2 separate regions of the Homo sapiens genome follow, and region 2 is linked to region 1. Evidence: chromatin contacts called from ENCODE Hi-C or POLR2A ChIA-PET data. All regions are on one chromosome and are shown on one strand. Each heading gives the region's core, a stretch centred on a gene start or an enhancer-like site at or near the end of the contact. The rest is flanking DNA. Distances are from core to core; before and after follow the strand shown.

Region 1 (2,719 bases), core at 162-2,661:
AAAGACTATCTGTTACACTGAAATGAATATAAAGAAGGAAAAACTAGTTAATTTAACTTTTACTAGTTAATGAAGTGTTTTTTTTTTAAATGTCATATGACATGATTTCTATAGTACTGGAAGAAAAAATTTTTTAGAGTAAAGGAAACCACAGTTTGAGGAAAGAAGATAGATTGCTTTGTTATGACCTTACATGCAGATTGATTTACATCTACCTACCCCTCCACTCTCAAACTCCTTTTCAGAGTTAGACTCTTTTAAGCCCTTTAAGGGTTACGTATTTCTGAGTATGTGATTTCTGTCAATATCAGAAATTATTTCCATTGGCAAAAAAAGTTATGAAATGATTTCTATAATATAGGTTTACTTTTGTTGCAAGTAACTTTTCATTCTTTATGTTTTTCTTTCTTTCAAATGAAAATATTATCTTCTATATTTAAATTTGTTCCTTGAGTTAGAAATATAATATTTTAAATCCATGCTTAATTTAATTTAGAAGACATCTCCAAGGCCTAAAATTGACTTGCTGTTTTGTAAATCAACATGACAGGATAAACAGAGGCCATAGTTTATTTGGGAAGCAGCATGATCGTCATGATTTAATAATAGTGATAATTATATGTAATAAGTAAAAGTAGGAATCTAAGTTTTATGAAGATGGTTTTTAATGCCATGTGTTTTGCTTGGTTTTAGTTTGGGTCTTTTCTCTGAGTGCTGTTCTGTGCCTCCACATTTGTTTCTCTTTTTGGAGACCACACATTTTGGATAATTACTTACCAAACTTATATGCAAATTATTGATGAGAGTCAGAACACATCACAGTTTTTATCAAGTCTCCACTAAAAAAGGGGTTGGGGGCTTGCAGTGAGCTGAGATGGCACCACTGCACTCCAGCCTGGGCGACAGAGCAAGACTCTGTCTCAAGGAAAAAAAAAAGGCGCGGAGGGCGAGGGGGTGGGGGGGGAGTTATTATGCTGTCTGAGATGGAGTCCTAAAGGAACACTGTGATTTCTGTGGACAGGTGACTGGCTGGATGGGGATGAGAGAGCTGGGTACTTGTCCCAACTTTGCCACTTTCTAAGTTTTGGTGTGTTTTTAGCATGTCACCTTACTTCTCTTAGCTGCTATTAGTGTCCCCATCTGTAAAATCAGTCTGATCAGGCTGGGTTAGATGATCTCCAAGGTCTTTTACAAATCATCTAATTCTATAGCTTGTGTAGTCTTCTGTCAGGATTTCTTGTTCTTGAAGTCCCTAGTTGACAGATAATGGTGTGGAAGGAAATGATACATGGCAGAGTCCTGAATGACCAAAATGGACTTTGTCCACACTTATGTGCTAATCTCCAAAGAAGAAGAAAATACAAATGGGCCAGCGGCCAAACATGAAAATGGTGACAGTGAGCAAAACATTGAAGCAGACAGCTGAAAGCTTCATTTCCTGGCCCGGCTGCCATGAGAAATGCTGTGCTTGCCAAACCCTTCAGGCTGTCAAGGCCAGAACTTTGGCTAGCTCTTATTTTGAGCTCCCCCCATACCACACACACAAACCACACAGGAAAATTGTCTCTCTCCCTTTATATTTGTGCCTTTTGGCTACACTTCTATTTATGCCAAGTCCTTGCCTAATCTCCTTCCTTCCAGCTGTCACTATACTCTGCCTGTTGCTTTCTGGGGGCTTTGAAAAGCAGCTGCAACCTTCAGAGGAAGCGCAGGGTGGTTGGCATTGGTGGAAGGGTATTGTAAGTGTGTGTGGACTCTATCAGAACCAACCGTCACTTTTACCTGGTTTATGGACAGTCCAAACAGTGTTCTCACTCTCTTTCCTTGGCAAATGTTAGAACTGATGGCTTTATTTTTTTCTCCCTCCCTTCATCTTCAGGGATTTTTTTTTTCTCTTCTACATTACTCAGCCTTTTTGTCTGTGAACATCCTGTGGAAGATTTCATTTATCTTAGGTTCTTTGGCCAGGCTGCTCATCATCTTTTTTTTCCACATAAAACATATTTACCTAATGAGAGAACTTAAGATGGATAACCAGAGCCTCTGTACTCTCTCACAAGCCTAGAAATTTGACACTTTCTCAATTCTGACAGTTCATCCCAAACCATTGGCCTCCTAAGGCCCAGAGAGCTCTTGGTCATTTGCTGTCTGTCTAGCCCCAGCTGTTGGAGAACTAGCTTAGGTGTACTTTCACCCCTGGCCTGTGTTGTTTCCCCACAGAGCTTGTCTGCATATGTCTCATATTGGCTCTTAGTGAGGGCGGCTGAGCAAAGAGGCACTTGGTTGTCATCATTTTAGAAAATCAAGGAAGAATCTCAGGAAGCCTGATTGAAGAATCTTGGCTCAATATAGGGGAACACCATGTACTATGAAGGTTTTAAGTTATTGCGCTTGCACAGACTGACTTTGTGGCCTTAATATGGAAAGCAAAACAAGATTAAAATCTCACACAGTCATTGTCTTTTGTAGTAGAGCATTGTCTTTTGTTGATGAGTAGAGCTTTTTGAGATACAATGAGTTGTTCTCTGCTGCTCTTTCTGGAAACTTCGTTAACTATCTTGCCCTATACCTGGCAGTGCCAACCCACATTTCTGTTTATATAAAAGGAACTCCATATCCTCTTCAGAAGCTAGTAAACAAAAAAACCTCAAAGCATATCTGTATTGGGGTTTGTCTATGTTTTCTCATGTCTGTATTTTGTGTTTTATTTAAAATAATT
Region 2 (2,700 bases), core at 192-2,691, 800 kb after region 1:
GTCCTACCCACAGGACTTCCAGGACTCCACCAGCAGCCCTGAGGAGGAGTCCCAGCCCCTCCCGCTGGGTCCATGCTGCCTAAGACCGCGCCTACGCTCTGACACCTGTGGATTCCCAGTGGTTCTAAGAAGCCCAAGGCCCCACATGCTCACTGGGGCCCTGGTTTTCAGAAGGCACACCTGGGGAAGCATCCTAGTGGGGCTCAGGGCTCTGTCCCACCATCCATCCCCCACTTAGTCTCTGCAGGTTCCCAAGGCCATCATGGAGGCCCTCAGCCCTCACCTCCTTCCTGTCACTCCATCTCTCTCCATCCCCACCTTCACCTTTTCCATGCTTTAGTGGAATGTTTGCAGGCACAATGGACACACATCACTGGGAGATCTCAGTTCTAAATCTGCTTCCACCACAAGGAGCTCAGGGCCTCAGGCCAGCCCCTTCAAGCTTCAGTCTCACCTGCAAAGTCTCCCACTTTCCAAGGGGCCATACTTGTCTCATTCCAATGGGCCCCCGTGAAGATGGAATGACACAGCAACTGGCAGAGCAATCTGAGGGAAACGGCATTTCCCAGACTGGCCCGATTATAAAAAAGGTTAAAAGTAGAGACCCCTCACCCCAACAACCACCATTCTGGTTCAGGAGTTCTGGGATGGGACTCACAGATTGGTATTTTAACAAGTAACAAGTACTCCATGTGAATCCTATAATCAGGCAAGTTTGGGCAACTCTGGGCTACAGAAATGTATATAGGAAGTCTGTCTCACCACACCTCTGTGTGGAGAAGAATGGTTCGCTAAAAGCACCCCTTGGCCCATCCACACACAAAATAACAACACACTTAGGGAGCCTACCAGGTATGGGATGCCAGCTTGGGTGGTTTACATCCATCATCTCATTTAGTCTCGGCAACAACTCTGCAAGACAGATTGTCTTTTTACAGAGGAAGAAACTGAGGCTCAGAATAAGGACCAGCTCAAGGACACAGCAAGTCAGACAGCAGAGCTTGCCTCCACACCAGTGCTGCTGGCTCCAAAGCTGGGTTCTCCCTAACACTCTGCAGTCTCTGCAAGGTGAAGTCTTCTGCAGGGAGGGGCCGAACACAGAATGCAGCTCCAAGCAGGGTTCCCGTTCCTATTCCCTCCCCCAAGCCTGGACAGGCCGGTCCCAATCATCCCACAGGAGAAAGGGGCATCCTACTGCATGGAAAGAGAAGCTCTTATTTTCTGTCCCCAAATATGAGGAATATGGAGGTCCTGGAGCCTATCATCTAAAAAGGGAAGTAGGACCCACCTATGAAACTGTCAAATAGCAATCCGGAGCAGTGGGAGTTCTGAGCCACAATGCCTGGTGCTGGAGTGAGGGGCTCCAAGGAAGGGAGTGCGAGGTCAGAGAACACGGTGTATCTGGAATGAAGCCCAAGGCACCGCCCTCATCACACACGCACATAATCCCTGCTTAGAGCACACAGCCGGCCCAAGCCAGAGTTTAGCAACTCCCATCTCCCTGGGGAGGAAGCAGTTTCCTTCTGCAGGGGAAGCTGCTGCCACCCAACCAGACAACCTCACACGCAGCCTCTCCCAGGGGAGTAGGGCTTGGATGGACAGAAAGCACACAGAGGTCCTAGGAAGTTGGCCTTCTGCAGGGAGTCCCCCCCAGGCCCTTCCACTTAGCAGAGGCACAACGGTGACAAAAGCTGACATTCACTGACACTTACCTACGCACTTTATAACAATGACCCCATTTACTCTTCACAACAAGCTTATTAAGAAGTAGGGTTTTCTGGCTGGGTGCGGTGGGCTCACGCCTATAATCCCAGCACTTTGGAAGGCCAAGGTGGGTGGATCACCTGAGGTCAGGAGTCCAAGACCAGCCTGACCAACATGGTGGAACCCCCGTCTCTACTAAAAATACAAAAATTAGCCGGGCATGGTGGCGAGCGCCTGTAATCCCAGCTACTTGGGAGGCTGAGGCAGGAGAATGGCTTGAACCCGGGAGGCAGAGGTTGCAGTGAGCCGAGATTGCACCGCTGCACTCCAGCCTGGGCAAAACAGCAAGACTCCATCTTAAAAAAAAAAGAAGTAAGGTTTTCTGATCCCTATTTTAGAGACGGAAAAACAGGCTCGAGAGGGTTAAGTAAGCCGGCTAGCAAAGAGCAGGCCCCAAACCAAAAGCCAGGAGTTCTCCAATGCCAAATCCCAAATTATTTTCATGGCCTCTCTTTCTCTGTAACTGGGCATCCAGGAAGTACAGGCTACCAGACCAGCCACTACCAGGCCACAAAGAAAAACAACCAGCAGCTCTGCTCTCAGAGAGCTGTGATCTAGCTGACAGAACAGACACACTGCCTCCTGAGGCGCACGGGGCACCCAAAAGACAGCCACGTGCAGATCTCTGCCAGGGGGTCAAAGCAGCTCATAATGAAGCTCGAACCAGTGAGCCCACAGAGACCAGTCAGCTGTGCACAGGGCTCTAGCGAGGAGCTGCTCTGGGGCCCAACTTGGTGAAAGCAGGCATCAGGACAGGAGCTCCTGCTCTGTTAGCAAGAAATAGAATTTTCCTCCAAAGGAAGCTAGGAAGTTTTGCATTAGTCTCTGTAATTAACGGGCCAAAAATCTTTTTCACACTAACCCTCTGGGAGAGCCTCGGAGAGAAAAACAGCCCAGGACAGGAAGAACTGGAGGCAGGGGTGGGGGAGGTCATAA

The links. A loop is a pair of places that touch in the nucleus more often than their neighbours do. ChIA-PET counts read pairs that join two places held with the same protein, here RNA polymerase II (POLR2A). Pooled maps may share reads with other maps.
Region 2: a loop to region 1 is called in a map of mammary epithelial cell, with 2.8 times the contacts of the local background. The contact joins two enhancer-like sites. A Hi-C loop is called at or near these places in 1 of 168 maps with a recorded cell type or tissue (mammary epithelial cell) and 1 of 50 pooled maps. POLR2A ChIA-PET finds 5 or more read pairs at or near these places in 2 of 52 experiments (A673 and HEK293).

Annotation. Positions count from the first base shown.
Region 1 is chr14:68,142,065-68,144,783 of GRCh38, forward strand. All of the region lies in intron 7 of RAD51B (RAD51 paralog B), which reads left to right. All of the region lies in intron 2 of LOC105370546 (a long non-coding RNA gene), which reads right to left. Among named protein-coding and RNA genes, the nearest start is that of RAD51B, 320 kb to the left of the region's middle. Within about 2 kb of position 1,412, at least 24 of the 41 ENCODE cell types and tissues checked have a DNase peak (open chromatin) inside an H3K27ac peak, as active enhancers do.
Region 2 is chr14:68,946,515-68,949,214 of GRCh38, forward strand. The region is part of intron 1 of ACTN1 (actinin alpha 1); the gene reads right to left. Among named protein-coding and RNA genes, the nearest start is that of ACTN1, 31 kb to the right of the region's middle. RefSeq lists an enhancer at 1,575-2,123. Within about 2 kb of position 1,442, at least 19 of the 41 ENCODE cell types and tissues checked have a DNase peak (open chromatin) inside an H3K27ac peak, as active enhancers do.